Linked DNA regions of Homo sapiens: region 1 is linked to region 2. The links are chromatin loops, found by intact Hi-C in ENCODE. Cell type or tissue: psoas muscle. All regions are shown on one strand. Links, peaks and the distances in the headings refer to the core of each region. The heading gives the core; the rest is flanking DNA.

Evidence for each region. Peaks named below come from ENCODE experiments on the same cell type or tissue, not always from the same donor. Only the 100,000 strongest peaks of a DNase experiment are listed, where the experiment ranks them.
Region 1: a loop joins it to region 2, with 4 times the contacts of the local background. A loop is called at or near these places in 70 of 110 quality-filtered maps.

Annotation. Positions count from the first base shown.
Region 1 is chr1:178,278,866-178,289,126 of GRCh38, forward strand. It overlaps RASAL2 (RAS protein activator like 2), which reads left to right. Exons shown (of 18, transcript NM_170692.4): 2 at 4,699-4,826. Among named protein-coding and RNA genes, the nearest start is that of RASAL2, 190 kb to the left of the region's middle. RefSeq lists an enhancer at 5,081-5,888. In psoas muscle, for the core only: a CTCF peak has its summit at 4,185 (motif pointing left); no DNase peak of the experiment used is centred there.
Region 2 is chr1:178,033,088-178,043,348 of GRCh38, forward strand. It overlaps CRYZL2P-SEC16B (CRYZL2P-SEC16B readthrough), which reads right to left and starts at 4,889. Exons shown (of 32, transcript NM_001356506.2): 1 at 4,810-4,889; 2 at 4,607-4,714; 3 at 1,618-1,714. It also overlaps the pseudogene CRYZL2P. In psoas muscle, for the core only: no CTCF peak of the experiment used is centred there; a DNase peak (open chromatin) is centred at 4,944; H3K4me3 peaks cover 1,708 bases; H3K27ac peaks cover 1,797 bases.

The DNA.
Region 1 (10,261 bases), core at 2,822-5,321, 240 kb after region 2:
TGTCATTTTTGTCAAGTAATATATCATGCTATGATGCTCCTTTCTCCCATTACAAGGAAGGGTTAACACATGAGAGATCTATTGTTATTGTTGTTGTTTCCTTGCCAAGTAGTTTCTAAATTTATATTAGCATTTGCAGTTACTGAATTTATATTAGCATTTGAAGGAGCCCAAAGTTTGCTTTTTAGACTTAGTGGCAGGCCAAATGACTTAGTATTTTGAATGCTGTTTTGAAATTATTTGGAAATAATAGATTGCATTGAATACTTCAAATAAGCTTCCCTTTTAGGTTATCTTTCTTCCTTTTTTGAAAACCATCTATATTGGACTTCCTGTTATATATTATAGTTACATAACCTGCTTTATTAACTTTTATCAATTTGTATTTTTATTAGTGACTCTTTTATTCTCTCATCTCTTTTGTGTTATTCATCCACCACAAACAACTAGAAAGTTACCTGTCCTGTTGATTCCTATTTCAAAATCTGGCTCACATGGTCTGTTTGTTACCATTTTCACTATAACTGATCTGTTTCAGACCCTGACCATCCCTAAACCAGGCCATTACATCAGTCTCCCATACATTGTTAAGACCTCTGGTCTTTCCCCCACTTTCTTCATCTTGTTACAAACTAGTATTGCCATATTTTCTTAGAATACCTCATTGACTTTCTGTTTTCTAAGCAGTGGTTTTTAGCATGTGGTCTGTGGAATGCTAGATCTCCAGGACCCCCCCGATCTGATAGTTTAAAACTATTTTTTATAGTAGAACTATAAGACTAATTATGGTTATTCAGTCTTGGTTATATGGCAGACATTTTCTGAAAAAAGGAAGACATAAACTTATCACTTCAGGGAAACAACCAAGAGTATTTATTGCTAATGATAAAATTTAAGACTAAAAGCAAAAATTAGAATGTTAGAAAATTTGCATCTGCAACTTTGAGCTTGGCAGCTTCCCAGTAGTACTTGAAGTCTTTTCTGATGAGATCAAAACTTTTCTGAAGATTGATGAATGTGACTTTTTTGATATTATATAATGAAAGGTGTCAATATTTGGAATATCTGCAAATCTGAATGAACCAATATTTTTTAACTGATCGGTGCATGATGTTTATAAACTCACATACATGGGGTGAAAGATGCACTCAAAGGACAAGGTGGACCAGTGGTTTTTGATGTAACAGAATACGAAAAGTTCATTGATTTGGTTTCAGATTACACATTGTATACTAACTTTTGAAAAGCAACTGCTTGTCAGGTTTGGTATAGTATTAACGAAGAATATTCATAGTTATTTGAAAATATTATTAAACCACTCTTTCCTTTTCCAACTACATATTTGTGAGTCCAGATTTTCTTTGTGTATATCAACCAGAAGAACACAAAGCAATAGATTGAATGTAGAAACAGATATAAAAACCTTGCTGTCTTCTATTCAGCCAGACTTTAAAGAGATTTGCAAAAATATAAAAGAGTCGCTCTTTTAATTTTTTTTGAAAACAGTTACATTTCATTAAAAATGTGTTACCTATGTTAACATGCAGTAGGAGTGTTATTGTTAAATGAATTCATATTTTTTAAATTTCTCAGTTTTAATTTCTAACATGGTAAATATTGATATAACCCATATAAACCCATATTGATATAACCCATATACTGAAGTCCTCAGTAATTTTAAAGCCTAAAGGAGTCCTGCAGTCAAGAAAGTGGAGAATTGCTGGTCTACAGAATAATACAGTTTTAAAGAAGTATTTACAAAGAGATCCATTGACTTACCTCTGATTCTTTTTAATGTTTCTAAAATTTAATTTTTGTAATGAGGCCAGCATTCATTGTCCTTAGTATCCTCCTAGGAATGGACAGAGCAAATCCAAAATTGTTTTCAGTTTTGCTATTAAGATTCTTCTGTGTGATTCTAAGTTAGTTATTCTTTTCTCTAGTGAATTTTAGATACTAAAAATAATTGGAAGTCAGAAATTAAAAGTAAGTCACTAGAGCAAAAAATAAGATAGGATTGGCAAGGTGAAATGGGACAAAAATCTGAGCTTGTCCTGGTAACGTGTATAGTCTCAGTATACAGGCCTTGCTTACTTGCTTTTAAACCTTCATTTAGCCCTGGAAATGAGAACATGATATAACATAACCTATATAAGTTAAATATAGGTTATTTTAAAAAACATAATTTTATTACTTAAAATGCCTTTTAGATAATAGAGAAGTGCTAAAAAGAACAGAAACTATCACTTTTTTTCTTGTTTTTTTTCCCCCCTTGGTATACATTCTCATAAAATGACCAAAAATGGGCATTAGAAAAAGAAGCTGTAAAATCTATAGGATGGCTAATAAATCCCTCTGTTTAGACAGACATAATTTTTTTTTAATATAGAAGCATTGCTCTCTATTTCATTGTTCTCTATTTCTTCTTATCTTTAGCACTAGAGGGGGATGGTTCGGGGTTCCAGAATGTTTTTTTGAGACATTGTCTTGTTTTCACAATACCATGAAGAAATTAGGAAAAGGATTAGGTTGGACAAAGGGAGAATATTAGACAGTGAGGCTTTAAGAGAATTTATTAGGATCTCACAGAAAAGAGAATTTAGATTTTCTTAAATTCAGTGTTGATACAGATTTATATTTTGTCAGGAAACCTGGGTTGTGCTATTAATCAATATCCTGTATTAAAATTTTTATGGACAGGGTTTATCAGTGTTTTCTTGCTAAAGTTAATTTACAGTAAAGCTTACAGTACGCAGTTTAGGTCACCCATGGCTAACTTATATAATAAAGCTAGTTATTTGAATGACCATAAATTGTCTAATTTTGTCAAAGTTTCTAATTGTTTAGACCACAAAACTATTCATATTTCTACATAAAGTAGATGCATCTTTTTCTGTTGAAGTCGTCTTGGTATTTGACTCTAAAAATAGGCCTACGTGTGGTAAAATTGTAACCCATATTTTTGTCCAAATCATGTGAAGAAAATTGGTTTTGACATGGCTTTTAAATGTAGGCAAGAATATCCTATATATGTACAAAAGGATTAAGAGTCAGTTTCATTAGAGCTTTTTTGTGATAATTTTGAGATTTTGAAGTCAGAAGAAAACTTTGGAAGAACTAAAGATGCAGTTCTAACATAAAATAATTTAAGATGCTTAGACTACAAGGGGAGGGTTGAGGGTAGGGGAGAGAGGGTTGGTGTAGATTGGAGATGCTACAGATGTAGCATGTAATGCTGTGCATAGTGCGGAGGAGATACAAACAGAAAATAAGGGAAGAAAAGACAAAACAGTGAACTTCTAAGAATTAGTAACATGTCTAACCAAGCCCTAATAACACTGTTGGTTCTTGGACCTTGAATTATCTTTGGGGGGAGTTGATAAACCCCCAAACATGCAGCGCAGTTTAGATAGCCTTAGAGAGGACAGGAAGTTAAACCAGAAGAAACAATGAAGACAATATTGAACACATAAAGGGATTTATAAACAGAGACCTACGTAGTTCTATGAAGAGAGACATATAGCAACTGACTTGTTGCTAACGTTCTACAGAACTCCAGCTATAATTATGCATATTTGGTTAATTATAATGTAAGACACCTAGGAAATTATTTGCCTTTCCTTGAAGTCAAGCCAGTGCCAGTAATATACCTATCATCCTGTGACAAAAGACAAAAATTTTACAGAAAGCAGTGATAATGAAAAATACTCATATAATAGATATAATGTACTTTTTTATGATTTACAACTCCCCTGCCCTCATGGGTATTGGTTTTCTAATCTTTTCAATTTGAGTTTTTACTTTAGCATAATAACTAAGTAATGATAATGCATGTTAAGTAGTCTCTATAGTATATTCCTGAGAAGAATTAGTTCCTCATGCCTGAAGAACTTTTAATATATATCGAACTGTCATAAAAGCTTTACTTAATGGAGCTAATGTGTACTTATAAATTAAAATATGTGCCCAGTTCCAGCAGCCCAAATGAGTAAACATTTTATATCAAAAAAATTGAAAATGACAGAGATGTTAGTAACCACTTGGTATTTTATAAGGAAATGAGACAGTTGGGAATTGCTGAGACATTTTGCTTTAATATCGGGTACCTCCACCTTTAAGAAACATCATGGTAATATATTTAGATATTTTCTTAAGAAAATTATTTTCCATGTTTTTAAGATCTTGCTGGCCTCTAGTGGTAATACGATGCTGTTGTTTAAACATTGTCAATTCCTGTGAGTGTAAAGCCATTTGGAAGGCCTAGTCTGCTGATACATTTACTCTCAGAGTTCTGGGTTAACAGTGTTCTCAAAGTGTACATGTAACATCATCTTTCTCCTAAAGACTAGGGAAGGTGTCTGAGTCACTCTGCTTCTGTATTTTAAACGATACTGGTTAAGCTCTGAAGCAACCTCTCATTATTATAGTTTATATACAGTGGTAATTACTATGTAAAGTTTGCACTAACAGTTCTTCCCAGAGTGTTTCAGCCCTCTTCTCTGAAGGTCATAGGGCTATTTTTTCCTTATTCTGTATATAATAGTTTTCATTTTCTTAAGAGGAAGCTTTAAATTTACCATTGAGATTCGTGTTTAGGCTCACCTCTTTATTTGATTTGGAAGAATTTTACATTTGAAATACTGGTTTACTAAGCAAGATAATGATTTGTCACTTTTGTTTTTCCCTTTTCTCATGCAGATGTGAAAGGACCACCCACCCACCGTCTGTCTTGTGGTCAGTCACCCTACACCGAGACAACAACGTGGGAGCGGAAGTATTGCATCCTCACAGACAGCCAGTTGGTATTGCTCAACAAGGAGAAGGAGGTGAGATGGATATTATTCAGGAAAGTTAGTTTCCTTTTCTGAGTAAATTCCTGAAATTACCTAGTTTTTGTTTGCATTTTGAAAAGTTGGATTATAAAAATAAAGGCTTGATGAAGATATAGGTAAGTCTAAAAGGCTGCTAATGTCATAAAGATATGTTATCTTCATGAAGGAGTGGGTTTCACAAGATAGGGCTGGATTTTCACTAAGAAACAATGGAAGAGATACTGAGTTAAACTGAGGAGTTTGGAATGGGAAGGGGTTGGATTATATAGGCCTGGCCCTGCAAATGATCTCGAGGGGCCATTGGGAATTACATCAGTACTTCCTAGCAAAAACAAATGTCATTAATTGGATTAATTGAAAGAGGTTTATTGGAGGGACTATTTGCAGATGTGTGGGCAGCATAAAGGACCTAACTAAGGATGAGGAAGCACCCACGAGCTAGCAGTCGCAGAAAGCAGTTATCACCCTGGGCTTCCAAGGCAAGGGAAGAAAGTGATGTTTCTGGAACCTAGAGAACTGTAGCTGCATGAGAATGCTGCTTGACAGTTGCTGTGGTTATGCACAAAAGAACACAGTCTCTATACCAAACAAAAATGGCCAGCAGGGAGGAAGTAAGACAGAATAAACACTCCAACTCTTTTCTTCTGCCTTCTGATTTCTTGCCAGTGTCACCTACTGGCCAAATCTAACTCGAAGGCAGAAAAAGATTGCTTTTTGATGTATTCTGTAGAGGTCAGCTTCCTGAAACATGTAACAAGGTCAAGAAGGGCAGAGAGTAGAATAGATCTGGCGAGGTAGACAGAATGTAACCAGGACAGGCATCTAGTTCTAGGTGTACTTTCTGTTCTTCTAAATTAAAAAACTCTTAAACTTATCACATGCTATTACTATTTTATTCCTCAAACTGTTACAGTTTACAAATCCTTCCACAGCTATCTCATTTATTTGCTTATTGGTGATTAATCAGGTAATTGATATTCTGATCTGGTATGATAAAACTACTCTGTAAAATCATCATAATTCCCAATTTCCACCATATAAAAAAATAAGTGAATATAATATTGACAAAGAAGAGGAATAATGAAAGGGAAGGAGAAGATATGATTCAATGAAGGAGAAAGATTAATTGCCAAAACTATATAAATAACTAGAAAGATGTAGGTAGAATATCCATTCAGTAAGTCACCTTCCAGAAAGGTGAGTTCAAAAGAAGCAACAGGAAACACATTTCTTAATTCTCCTCTGTGGATCCCTACCTCCCCTTTCTCTTCTCTTGCTCCTCCTTCCTTCCCTGTTCCTTCTCTTACCTATCCCTTCTCTTTCTCAGCATTTTTTAATGTGGTAACAATACTACCAATAAAACAATTCCAGTTTCTTCTTGTATTTTAATAGGCATTGCTACTTTCTTTTTTTTTTTTTTTTTTTTTTTTTTTTGAGACGGAGTCTCGCTCTGTCACCCAGGCCGGACTGTGGACTGCAGTGGCACAATCTCGGCTCACTGCAAGCTCCGCTTCCCGGGTTCACGCCATTCTCCTGCCTCAGCCTCCCGAGTAGCTGGGACTACAGGCGCCCGCCACCGCGCCCGGCTAATTTTTTGTATTTTTAGTAGAGACGGGGTTTCACCTTGTTAGCCAGGATGGTCTCGATCTCCTGACCTCATGATCCACCCGCCTCGGCCTCCCAAAGTGCTGGGATTACAGGCATGAGCCACCGCGCCCGGCCGGCATTGCTACTTCCAAGAGGCTTGTTAATATGCCTCCATGAAGAACTTGCTCATTCTTTTTCTCTTGCCATTGAAAATATCTTTTACTTTTGTTATCATCTCCCTACCTGTAACCCTTTTCCAGCATTTTAATATTCTTAAATTTAATTTTATTAAAATAACTGAATAAAGGCCAGACTTTTCTAGAACAAGTTGTGTATGTTGCTGTGTTTATATTAAGTAGATAATAAAAATTGGTAAAGTGAATATTAGTATAGAACATTTCTAATTATCCAAACTATTCAAAATCTTCATTTTAACCAAATGTACTGTCAGCAGTCTTTTCTCAGAGCTATTAGTAAGGAGTAATATAAACAAATCATTTGCCATCTTTTTGCCCTTACCTACATTTTATTCAATTTAGTACTGTAAGAGATGAAATAGCTTTAAGTATAGATAGCAGAAAGTCAGGAAGCATGCCTTTTCCAGAACCAAGGTGCAAATTAGTCAATTGAGTTACCTGCGCTTGGGCCACCTTTTGTCTCATAATATAACTGTCCATGATAAATAATTTTCTAAAACAACATCTTATGTCCTTTATCCCTTTTTATACCAGTCATCATGAGTAACCCTAAACACCTGGGTAACCCTCATCCACCACGCTGTATGTACTCTCCCTATGGCTCTGTGTATTCTCTTTTCTGACACTGTCTTCCACTTGTCCTTCTCCACCTCTTGAAACCCTTTCACTGTGTCCACTGCAATTCCAGGTTCATCATCAGCAAAACCAGCTGTTTCTTCCACCTTTTCTCTGAAGGGGTCCCTTAACTTCTTAGTCTTACAAGAACTGAGATCTTCCCTGAAGACACTATCTTCCATTAAGTTTTGTCAGTGGATGGCCGTTTTTCCTCATACCATAATGTCTGTGATAGCTGTCTTCCTCTTTCATGGCTGCTGTCTATTCTCCCCTGTTTTCCCTAAAATGTCCAAACTTTGAGTCTCACATTATAGTTATCTTCTTTTTTTTTGAGATGGAGTCTCTCTCTTGTTTCTCAAGCTGGAGTGCAATGGTGCCATCTCGGCTCACTGCAACCTCCGCCTCCTGAGTTCAAGTGATTCTCCTGCCTCAGCCTCCCGAGTAGCTGGGATTACAGGCATCTGTCACCATGCCCAGCTAATTTTTTGTATTTTTAGTAGAGATGTGGTTTCACAATGTTGGCCAGGCTGGTCTCGAACTCCTGACCTCAGGTGATCCACCCGCCTCAGCCTCCCAAAGTGCTGGGATTATAGGCGTGGGCCACCGTGCCCGGCCTGTAGTCATCTTCTAACCTTCCTCGTCGTTTTTTGTTGATTCTATCCCCTGGGCCATTATTATCTCCAAGACTACTCCAGTTTTAATTTTTTACGATTCTGATATCCATAGAGAGATTTTTCTTTTGTAACACACTAGCTGTCAGTTCCTTGAACTTTTTCCTCTCTAAGGATCCCACCTTATTGCTACAACTCCTTCATATTCACAATTGTGTGCATATTACTCTTTGACTAATACCTTCTATCTTTCTAGCTCATTTCTTATTTCAGCAATCCTTCAACCCTTCTGAGACCTAGGACCCATTGATCCTGTCACCTTTTCTGGCTTTTATAAAGCCTCTGATGTCCTCTCTCTCCCCTGAGTTCCATGGTCAGTCATTCTCATCACTCCTTTGCATACTGTTTCCTTGCCCTTCCCTTGCTTCATCATACACACTTGGCAAAGTGATAGCTGAAGTGAATCTTACTCTTTATCTAGTCTGCCCAGTATCTATGCAGCTTAATGTATCTGGAGAAAATTACACATACCATGCTGCCTGGTGTTAAACAAATGGCTGCAAACCTCATATCAGCCCATAATGCTGCTTGGCAATCACAAAACATTTTCCCACTTCAGTTACTGTCCCACTCTCCTGGACTAGTGCTTCACATTCTATCTGTGGTAAAGTACCAGTTTCCTCTCCACCCACCTTGTTGTGATCAATAAAATACAATAAAGTGGATTGTTAAGAAAAAAATGAAAAAAAAAAGTAAAAATATAATCCTACTCCTGGCTATCTACCCAGAGGAAAATAAGTCGTTATATAACAAGGATATACATGTTTACAGCACACATGTTTACAGCAGCACAATTCGCAATTGCAAAAATACGGAACCAGCCCAAATGCCCATCAATCAAGGGGTGGATAAAGAAAATATGGTGTATGTATATACTGTGGAATACTACTCAGCCATAAAAAGGAATGAAATAATAGCATTTGAAGCAAACTGGAAGAAACTGGAGACCATTATTCTATGAAGTAACTCAGGAATGGAGTATGTCCTCACTCATAAGTGGGAGCTGAGCTATGAGGATGCAAAGGAATAAGAATGATAACAATGGACTTTGGGGACTCAGGGGAAAGGGTGGGAGAGAAGTGAGGGATAAAAGACTGCATATTGGGTACCATGCACACTGCTCAGATAATGAGTGAACCAAAATCTCAGAAATCACCACTAAAAAACTTATCCATGTAACCAAACACCACCCATTCCCCCAAAAACCTATTGAAATAATAATTAAAAATTTAAAAAATATATAAGACCAAATTTTTATTGGGTTTAACAGACATTAAATCACAATTCAGTTAAGTATGTTCAGCATAATCATAACATAGGAAAAGAAGGAATAGAAGGATAAAAATTGTATATATTCATGGAAAGTAGGCTGTACAAACCCACTGATCACACCAAGCATGCTGCTTCTCGGTTTCTGTACTATTTTGTTTATTGTGGACTAGTCACAATTTGCAGATAGCACAGGAGCTTGAACTACACTTTGAGTAACACAGTCCAGAATAATTTCTAAGAAGATGTTTTTCATACCTTCTCCTGTTTCCTCAAACTGCCAATCTCTTCTTTATTATTCCCACCTAGAGCTGATTACTTTGCTTATTACTTCACTGAGAAAATTGGAAAATTCACAAGAGAACTTCTGCACACTCCATTACTGTATCTGCCTAACAGCAACTGTTTCCTTCTACCCTTATTTTACTTTTTTAACTGTGATTGAGCTGTCCACTGTGGTCAGCCCTTCTGCTTGTGTTCATTCCATTATTTCTTGCCTGTTCAAGGATATATCACTAGCAATTCTCCCCTACCATTTTTGAAAAACATTTTAGTTTTTTGCTTTCTATCAGATCATTCCCATCAGCATGCTATTCTTTCTCTCTCTTTTTTTTTTTTTTTTTTTTTTTTTTGAGACAGACTTTCACTCTGTCACCCAGGCTGGAGTGCAATGGTGCAATCTCAGCTCACTGCAATCTCCGCCTCCTGGGTTCAAGCGATTCTCCTGCCTTAGCCTCCTGAGTAGCTGGAATTACAGGCATGCGCCACCATGCCCAGCTAATTTTTGTATTTTTAGTAGAGATGGGGTTTCACCATGTTGGCCAGGCTGGACTCGAACTCCTCACCTCAGGTGATCCACCCGCCTCGGCCTCCCAAAGTGCTGGGATTACAGGTGTGAGCCACTGAGCCCAGCTTTTTTTCTCATCTGAAAAAAACAAAGCCTGTATTAACCTCACTTGTACCTCCAGATACCACCCCTTTCTCTTCTCTCCTTTATAACACAAATTCTCAAAACTTCTATGCTCATTGTCTTTAATTCCTGTTCTCCTTTAAATCTATTTCAGCCAGACTCTTACCCACATCACTGCCA
Region 2 (10,261 bases), core at 3,813-6,312:
AAAAACATATTGTTTAAAGATTAGGTTATCTGTAAAACACAACACCATGGAGATGAGAAAACACTGATCGACAGGCTATTCCAACAGCTTTCGGAGCTGAGGATTTAGGTGCCCCTCCTCCTCTCCATATGCAGGTAGAGAGGTAAGGTGTTATACTCAAAGCACAGGAAAGTAAACATAAGATTTCACCATCACAACCTGGGAAGCTATAGCAGTCTCAATCTTACCATGACACAAATGAAAATTTCAAGAATGTGCAAAAGCACAGAGAATCACAGGTACACAGGTACTTTTGACCCTAATCACTGGGACCTCCTATAGCACCCCAGTGACAATGTTCATCCTATTTATTTATCTGTTTTCAAGTCTCTTCTGCTGGCCTGTAGGGCCCTCAAGGACATGAACTGTGTTTATTCAGACAGTACTTGGCTCAACTGGATGAACTGGTGCTGTCTGCCCTTTCCTTTTTCACCTCTGAAATTTCTGAATTAATGATGATGTTTCCTACTTGAGCTGCCAGGGGAATAACTCAATTGTGTATGACATCTTCCCCCCAACCAGTATTTCAGCAAATATAAACAGAAGGAAATGGTTCTAACTGTCGAGATACAATCAAACACCCTGAAAACAAAACACGGTAACTATTTGCAATCACTCTATCTTTCATGATATATATCTGTATAAAATGTACATGTACTATATACATGCTAAGCTATACTTACATCCCTTTAAATAAATTTCAACAACAAAAATCAGTCACTTGTCCACATGTGCAGGATCTAGGGGTAGACTGGGAACAAAAATCAGGCAGAGGGCTGCTAAGAAATCCACACTCTTCTTCTCTCTGATCCTTTGGCATTAGGTTTTGTTTGTTTGTTTGTTTGTTTTGTTTTTGAGACGGAGTCTCACTCTGTTGCCCAGGCTGGAGTGCAGTGGCATGATCTTGGCTCACTGCAACCTCCGCCTTCTAGGTTCAAGCAATTTTCCTGCCTCAGCCTCCCGAGTAGCTGGGACTACAGGCGCACACCGCCACGTCCGGCTAATTTTTGTATTTTGGTAGAGACAGGGTTTCACCATTGTTGCCCAGGCTGGTCTTGAACTCCTAGGCTCAGGCAATCCGCCCGCCTCAGCCTCACAAAGTGCTAGGATTACAGGCGTGAGCCACCATGCCCGGCCTGGCATTAGGTTTTATTGGGAATGTGTCTGTGAGGCTGAAAGTTTTAGCTGCAAACAGATGTCTGTGATCCTTCAGTGAAGAAACAAAACTGGGGCAATATCCAGCAAGGAAAGGGAATGAATGGCTAGGACCAATGATAATTCTGGTGAAAATTCATTTGTTCATTTCTTCATTTTTAGAGTATTTATTGAGCACCTACTAAGAGCCACGTACAATGCTAAGCTGGGGGATATAATGTTGATCAAGACAGGCATAGACTTTGCCCTCATGGGGCTCACAATCCAGTGATCCCAATACACAGTGAGATGGACACATATAACTGAAACATCACCGATGGCAGGCAGACACCAACAGAGCACTGCCTGAGCCCAGGGGCATGATTCTGAAAACTCCCTGTATCTTTTTTTCCTGAAGCAGTCACTTGGTCTCCCTATACTCACCAGGTGTGAAGGGAAGATGGGGCCTTTCCTGATATTGATCACGGCAGATCAAAATATCACCAAAGTTAACTCCACAGAAATGGACATCAACTCTGACCTACAAAAGAAATAGAGCAGCAAAGCAGAACAGTACACATCCACGGAGACAATGTTTATTCAATCATACCAAAATAGTTACTGAATGACAACAACATGCCAGGTACTAAAGTAACAGCTGGCACACACTCATGGGCAAGGCCTCTGCCTTCATGAAGCTAAAGTATAGGAGGGAAAACAGATATTAACCAGATAATAATGAAGATACATATATTAAGTTATAACTCCAGTACCAAGCATTAATGATAAAAAATATATGGTGCTATGAAAGCACATAATGGAAGGATTTGACCACTTAGGGAAGTCAGGAAAAGCATTCCTAAGTAAGCAACACTTTGAACTAACAACTGAGAGTTAACTATTCAAAATAGGAGGCAAAAGCCTTGGCACAGACAAAAGCAATGGCGTGTACAAAGACACTACAGTGGGGACACAAGAGAGTTTGAAGCCTTACTGAGGATTTTTTTTTTTTTAAGACGGACTCTCACACTGTTGCCCAGGGTGGAGTGCAGTGGCATGATCTCAGCTCACTGCAACCTCTGCCTCCCCGGTTCAAGCAATTCTCCTGCCTCAGCCTCCCAAATAGCTGGGATTACAGGCATGCACCACCACACCCAGCTAATTTTTTTTGTATTTTTAGTAGAGACAGGGTTTCACCATATTAGCCAGGCTGGTCTTGAACTCCTGACCTCGTGATCCGCCTGCCTCAGCCTCCCAAAGTGCTGGGATTACAGGCGTGAGCCACTGCATCCGGCCTCCTTACTGAAGATCTTAATTTTCATACTAGGAACAATGGGAAGTCATTAATGAGTTTTAAACAGAAGGGTAAAATGATCAGCTCTTTGGGGAATCTGGAATCCTTTACCCTAGTCCCAGATCCCCAGCCTCTATGTTTTGTGATAGTGCCATAGCTGAGGCAGACCTACAGCAGTGTAGCCAGTAGTTTCTCTAGGCCTTGTAAGCCCACGGTTCTCAAAATGTGGCCCCAGACCACCAGCATCAGTATCACCTGGCACAGGCCAGGCACAATGGCTCATGCCTGTAATCCCAGCACTTCAGGAGGCCAAAGCAGGAGAATCACTTGAGCCCAGGAGTTCGAGACTAGCCTGGGCAACCATCTCTACAAAAATAAAAATTAAAAAATTAGCCAGGAATGGTGGCATGTGCCTGTGGTCTCAGCTACTTGGGAGACTGGGGTGGGAGAACTGCTTGAGCCTGGGAGGTCAAGGTTGCAGTGAGCCATGATCATGCCACTGCACTCCAGCCTGAGTGACAGAGTGAGACCCTATCTCAAAAAAAAAAAAAAAAAAGAAAAGAAATTCAAATTATCAAGCCCCATCCCAGACCTACTGAATCAGAAGCTCTGAAGACAAAGCCTAGCGTTCTGTTTTAACAAGCCTCAAGACCAGGGGTTCCCAACCCCGGGGCCACAGACCGGTATGCTGTCAGGAATCCAGCTGCACAGCAAGAGGTGAGCAGACAAAGCAAGCATACCGCCCAGCTCTGCCTCCCGTCAGATCAGTGGCGGCATCAGATTCTCACAGAAGTGCGAACCGTATTGTGAACTACACAGGCAAGGGATCCAGGTTGCGCACTCCTTATGAGAATCTAATGCCTGAGGATCTGCGGTGGAACAGTTTCATTCCAAAACCATCCCCTCCAACCCCCATCAGTCCATGGAAAAACTGTCTTCCACAGAACTGGTGCCAAAAAGGTTGCGGACCGCTGTGCTAGACAACCACTGTCATAAACCAACACATCCCAACAGGGGTTGGAATTACTGGAAGAAATGAAAGCTGAGACACCAAAGGGATGATATTGATTTGTTTGTACAGAGGTGGCCATATTGGTGAGAAGAAATTTTTATCTACAAAATTCATTCATTCAACAATTTTTTAAGCCTCTGCCACATGCCAGGAACCATTTTAGACTTAAGGGATTTAGTAGTGAGTAAAACAAACATAGTCACAGCTCTCATGGGCTAATTCCTTACAATGCAATGTCTAGGACAAATAACAGAACAAAGGAGCCTAGCCCTCAGCCTGGACACATTCCATGCAGGACACATCAGTTATTGACAGGCATGCACAGGGCACACATGTGTTCTCCAGCCACTCCACCTAGATTTAAGGATGATTTGAGGATGAATGTCGTTCAGCATGTGAATCCCAGGAAGTAGATTGGCTGCCATCATGTGCTCATTCAAATAATCCGTGTTAGCCATGTTAGTTAACAGGCTCCATGCTGGTAACACTTCAGGGCTATGGCTGCCTTTCTCCCTCTCCCTGAAGGTCTCCAACACTGAGGCCCACTATCTGCTTCACGCTGTCTGAGGTTCTCATCTCCACACCAGATGACACTGTGTTACTAGAGTGGTCAATAGGCAAGGCCAAAATGATGTCCACATTTCAGTGGACCAGCTGCCCACATCCCTAAACGAACCCCATCCCAAATGTCTGCAATATACCAGAGGCGTATGTTCACATGGAAACACGGAGGTTACCGGGCTGGTTTCAGGGAGGCAGAGGCCGAATAATTCGATTCCGGCACTGAGGTGGAAGGAAGCAAAGGATGAGGTCCATGTACCTGTGTTAAACCAATAACTTGCACATACAAAGTCGTGTGCAAATCAGAATTCTCTGTTTCTAAGGCAACAGCTCTGAGCATTGAGAAAGAGGCCTATAGGCGTGTTTTGGGGGAACAATCTTCCTTTAGCACTTTAGACCTTGGAAAGGGCTTCAGCCCCCTAGCTATCCCAGGACGAAGTTGCCCTCCACTCTCTCGGTCGCCCCCTCGCTTCAGAACTGGGAACTTGATTCAAGAAGGAAGCCTGCGGGGAGTGTGTGGTGGCGGGGAGAAGGGGAGGGTAGAAGGGGATAAGCCAGCCCCCTACCTCGTGAGGCCCGACGGGGCGGGGGCCACCTCTTCAATGGTCAGGGGCTTCTTCAGCTCTGCGCAAATCGCAGCGCGGTAGTGCCGGCCGCTGCCCTGTCCGGCTCTCCTGCAACACAAAACAAGGGAAGGGTCAGTCGGGCAGCCCCGCCGGGAGCACCCTGGGACTGCCTTGCGGGGCTCAGGGAGGAGTCGGGGTTGCACCTGCAGACCCACGCCCGAGGGAGGCACTGCCTGCAGAGCACGGCCGCCAAGGCCAAGCCCAGCGAGGGGCGAGGGGGAGTGGCCAGAGCGCGGCAGGAAGAGCCGGACAGCGCCGCCCAGCCCCGGGAGAGCGGAAGGGCGGCCCGCGAGGCCTCCTGGCGACGCGCCCTGGCAGCCACGACCCAACCCCGGCGGGGCAGCTCCGGTCCAGTGCGCCCGGCTTCTACGGCCGCCGAGACCAAACGACCGCGCGAGCTCCCTGTTGGGCCTCTCTGGAGGTGGAGCCGGCTGGAAGAAAAAAAGAATAAAGGAAAACACCAGGAAACGGAATTCGATTACCCGAGATTAACCTTCTTTGGCATTTTTATAACAAATTTGGGAGACTTTTTTTTTTTGTAGTTTCAACTTTTATTTTAGATTCAGGGGCTACATGTGCAGATGTGACCTGGGTATATTGTGTGATGCTAAGGTTCAGGGTACGAATCATCTCGTCACTTCGGTGCTGAACATAGTACCTAATAGTTTTTCAACCCTTGCCCCCCTCAAAATTGGGAAACTTTTTAAACCACACTTGGCGACATTTAAATAGTGGTTCTTGGCTGGGTGGTTAACGCCTGTAATCCCAGCACTTTTGGAGGCCAAGGCGGGTGGTGGCCAGTGTCTGTGGTCTCAGCTACTCAGGAGGCTGAGGCGGGAGGGTCGCTTGAGTGCAGGAGTTGGAGGCTGCGGTGAACTATGATCGCACCACCCTGAGTGACAGAGTGAGACCTTCTCTATCGATTAGATAGATAGACAGACAGACAGATGATACATAGATAAAGGTTATTGGGTCCTCTGCCAGTGCAAAAAATCCTAAATGCACAGGTAAAGGCTTTATTTATGTATTTATTTTTGAGACAGTGTCCTTCTCTGTCACCCAGGCTGGAGTGTAGTGGCACTATTTCGGCTCACTGCAACCTCCGCCACTTAGGGTCAAACCATCCTCCCGCCTCAGCCTCCCATGTAGCTGGTACTATAGTTGTGCGCCACCATATCTGGCTAATTTTTGTATTTTTTTAAAGACGGGTTTCATCATTTTGCCCAGGCTGGTCTCGAACTCCTGGCCTCAAGCGCCCTGCCCGCCTCAGCCTTCCAAAGTGCTAGGATTACAAGTGTGAGCCACCACACCTGCCTAGGTGAAGGCTTTAAAGTCAGCATTTGAACACCTTGTTAGAGTTCAATTCTTGTTACTAATTTTCTCACATTTGCAGGACCATTTACACTAAATCCAAAGAGTTACTAATGATCCAATGTTGAATGAGCCTACACAAATCCAAATAATACTTCCAGTTAAAATCAGACCAAAACCCACCACGGGGAGAGTGGAAGAGCATTGGTTCTCATGTCCCCAATGCCAGTATTATGCTTGGCACATAGTAGATGCTCAATAAATGATTGTTGACTCGAAGACCAACACAGACCATTCACACTAGGCGAATAAGCACACTCTGGAAGAATTGAAAATATACAATATAATCTGTGAAATATTATAAAATTGGGTAGATCTCTATTGCAACAGTAACCAAATATTTATAGGCTAGCTATATAAGAGAAGCACACATTATGTTGGAGAGAATATTTCGTTTGACAGGTAACTTTTAAAGACAGCCTGATGTCTTTAAAAGACATCTGGCAGAAGAGTAGTCTCAGGTTCAAGCCCAGCTCTCCCACTTATTTGCGGGTTTAACATTGACATTTCTTGGCTCTCTGTCTCAGTGAACTCCTCTGTAAAATGAACACATCGGGCAGAATAATCCCTAAGTTCTAAATTCCTTCTATTTTTTGACAGAAACAGAATTCCCAGATAGAGCATGACCTGGAAGGCATGATCAGGAATGGAATAAAGGGAAAATGGAGAGCAAAAATGAAGTAGGAATGAACTTCTGAGATTATAGCCTAAAGGCTCTGGGGAAAAGGAGTACAAGAGCAAGGTCCTCACCTTGGATATACAACAGAGCTTACTGTTATTTTAATAGCACTCACAAGGAATTTGAGAAGTCATTTTAGTCCTCTCCCCCTTCCCACAAGAGGAAGACTAGAACAATGACTAGAAGCTGAGAAGTTGAAAAAACTTGTGTTTCCAATGAGACAATAAAGCACTTTGTGAACTGTTAATCATTAGACATATAAAATCAAACCAGGAATAATGGAGAAATACTAATGTTATCATCAAAGTGAACATTCTGGTTGCCAAATAACAGTGAGCAACTGGGTGCAGTGGCTCACACCTGTAATCTCAGCACTTTGAGAGGCCGAGGGAGGTGGATCGCTTGAGGCCAGGAGCTCACAGCCTGGGCAAGATAATTGTCAGGCCTCTGAGCCCAAGCTAAGCCATCATATCCCCTGTGACCTGCACATATACATTCAGATGGCCTGAAGCAACTGAAGATTCACAAAAGAAGTGAAAATAGCCTTAACTGATGACATTCCACCATTGTGATTTGTTTCTGCCCCACCCTAACTGATCAATGTACTTTGTGATCTCCCCCACCCTTAAGAAGGTTCTTTGTAATTCTCCCCACCCTTGAGAATGTACTTTGTGAGATCCACCCCCTGCCCGCAAAACATTGCTCCTAACTCCACCGCCTACCCCAAAACCTATAAGAACTAATGATAATCCCACCACCCTTTGCTGACTCTCTTTTCGGACTTAGCCCGCCTGCACCCAGGTGAAATAAACAGCCTTGTTGCTCACACAAAGCCTATTTGGTGGTCTCCTCACATGGACGTGCATGACATTGGGTGCTGAAACCCGGGACAGGAGGACTCCTTCGGGAGACCAGTCCCCTTCCCCTGTCCTCGCCCTCACTCCTTGAGGAGATCCACCTGCAACCTCGGGTCCTCAGACCAACCAGCCCAAGGAACATCTCATGAATTTCAAATTGGGTAAGCGGTCTTTTCACTCTCTTCTCCAGCCTCTCTTGCTACCCTTCAATCTCCCTCTCTCGCTACCCTTCAATCTCCCAGTCCTTCCAACTCCAGTTCTTTTTCCTCTCTAGTAGAGACAAAGGAAACACATTTTATCTGTAGACTCCAGCGCCAGTCACGGACTTGGGAAGACAGTCTTCCCTTGGTGTTTAATCACTGCGGGGACGCCTGCCTGATTATTCACTCACACTCCATTGGTGTCTGATCACCGCGGGGACGCCTGCCTTGGTCATTCACCCACATTCCTTTGGTGGCAAGTCAATTGCGGGGACACCTGCTTTGGCTGCTCACCTACTCCCTTCTCCATGTCTCTACCTTTCTCTTTAAACTTACCTCCATTACTATGGGCAACCTTCCACCCTCCATTCCCCCATCTTCTCCCTTAGCCTGTGTTCTCAAAAACTTAAAACCTCTTCAACTCTCGCCTGACCTAAAACCTAAGCGTCTTATTTTCTTCTGCAACACCGCTTGGCCCCAATACAAACTCAATAATGGTTCTAAATAGCTAGAAAATGACACTTTTGATTTCTCCATTTTACAAGACCTGGATGATTTTTGTTGAAAAATGGGCAAATGGGTCTGATGTGCCTGACATCCAGGCATTGTTTCATACACTGGTCCCTCCTTAGTCTCTGCTCCCAATGCGACTCATCCCAAATCTTTCTTCTTTCTCTGCGGTCTGTTCCTTCAGTCTCCACCCCAAGCTCTGAGTCCTTTGAATGCTCCTTTTCTACAGACCCATCTAACCTCTCCCCTCCTACCCAGGCTGCTCCTCACCAGGCTGAGCCAGGTCCCAATTCTTCCTCAGCCTCCGCTCCCCGATCCTATAATCCTTTTATCACCTCCCCTCCTCACACCCGGTCCAGTTTACAGTTACATTCCTCCACTAGCCCTCCCCCACCTGCCCAACAATTTCCTCTTAAAGAGGTGGCTGGAGCTGAAGGCATAGCCAAGGTAAATGCTCCTTTTTCCGACCTCTCCCAAATCAGGGTTTAGGCTCTTTTTCATCAAATATAAAAACTCAACCCAGTTCATGGCCCGTTTGGCAACAACCCTTAGACGGTTTACTGCCCTAGACCCAGAAGGGCCAGAAGGCCGTCTTATTCTCAATATGCATTTTATTACCCAATCCACTGGCGACATTAGAAAAAGCTCCAAAAATTAGATTCTGGCCCTCAAACCCCACAACGGGACCTAATTAACCTCACCTTCAAGGTGTACAATAATAGAGTAGAGGCAGCCAAGTAGCAACGTATTTCTGAGTTGCAATTCTTTGCCTCCACCGTGAGACAAACCCCAGCCACATCTCCAGCACACAAGAACTCCAAATGCCTAAACTGCGGCGGCCAGGCATTCCTCCAGGACTGCCTGCCCCAGGATCTTGCTTCAAGTGCCAGAAATCTGGCCACCGGGCCAAGGAATGCCTGCAGCCTGGGATTCCTCCTATGCCATGTCCCATCTGTGCGGGACCCCACTGGAAATTGGACTGTCCAACTTACCCGGCAGCCACTCCCAGAGCCCCTGGAACTCTGGCCCAAGGCTCTCTGACTGATTCCTTCCCAGATCTTCTTGACTTAGCAGCTGAAGACTGATGCTGCCCGATTGCCTTGGAAGCCCCCCTAGACCATCACAGATGCCGAGCTTCGGGAACTCTCACAGTGGAGGGTAAGTCCGACCCCTTCTTAGTCAATATGGAGGCTACTCACTCCACATTACCTTCTTTTCAAGGGCCTATTTCCTTTGCCTCCATAACTGTTGTGGGTATTGATGGCCAGGCTTCTAGACCCCTTAAAACTCCCCAACTCTGATGCCAACTTGGACAACATTCTTTTATGCGCTCCTTTTTAGTTATCCCCACCTGCCCAGCTCCCTTATTAGGCTGAGACATTTTAACTAAATTATCTGCTTCCCTGACTATTCCTAGCCTATAGCCTCACCTCATTTACACCCTTTTCCCCAGTTCAACACCTCCTTCGCCTCCTCCCCTTGTACCTCCCCACCTTAATCCACAAGTATAGGGCACCTCTACTCCCTCCTTGGCGTCCAATTATGCACCTCTTACCATCCCATTAAAACCTAATCACCCTTACCCCACTCAATGCCAATATCCCATCCCACAGCATGCTTTAAAAGGATTAAAGCCTGTTATCACTTGCCTGTTACAGCACGGCCTTTTACAGCCTATAAACTCTCCTTACAATTCCTCCATTTTACTTGTCCAAAAACCAGACAAGCCTTACAGGTTAGTTCAGGATTTGTGCCTTATCAACCAAATTGTCTTGCCTATCCAACCTGTGATGCCAAAGCCATATACTCTCCTATCCTCAATACCTCCCTCCACAACCCATTATTCTGTTCTGGATCTCAAACATGTTGTCTTTACTATTTCTTTGCACCCTTCATCCCAGCCTCTCTTCACTTTTACTTGAACTGACCCTGACACCCATTAGGCTAAGCAAATTACCTGGGCTATACTGCCACAAGG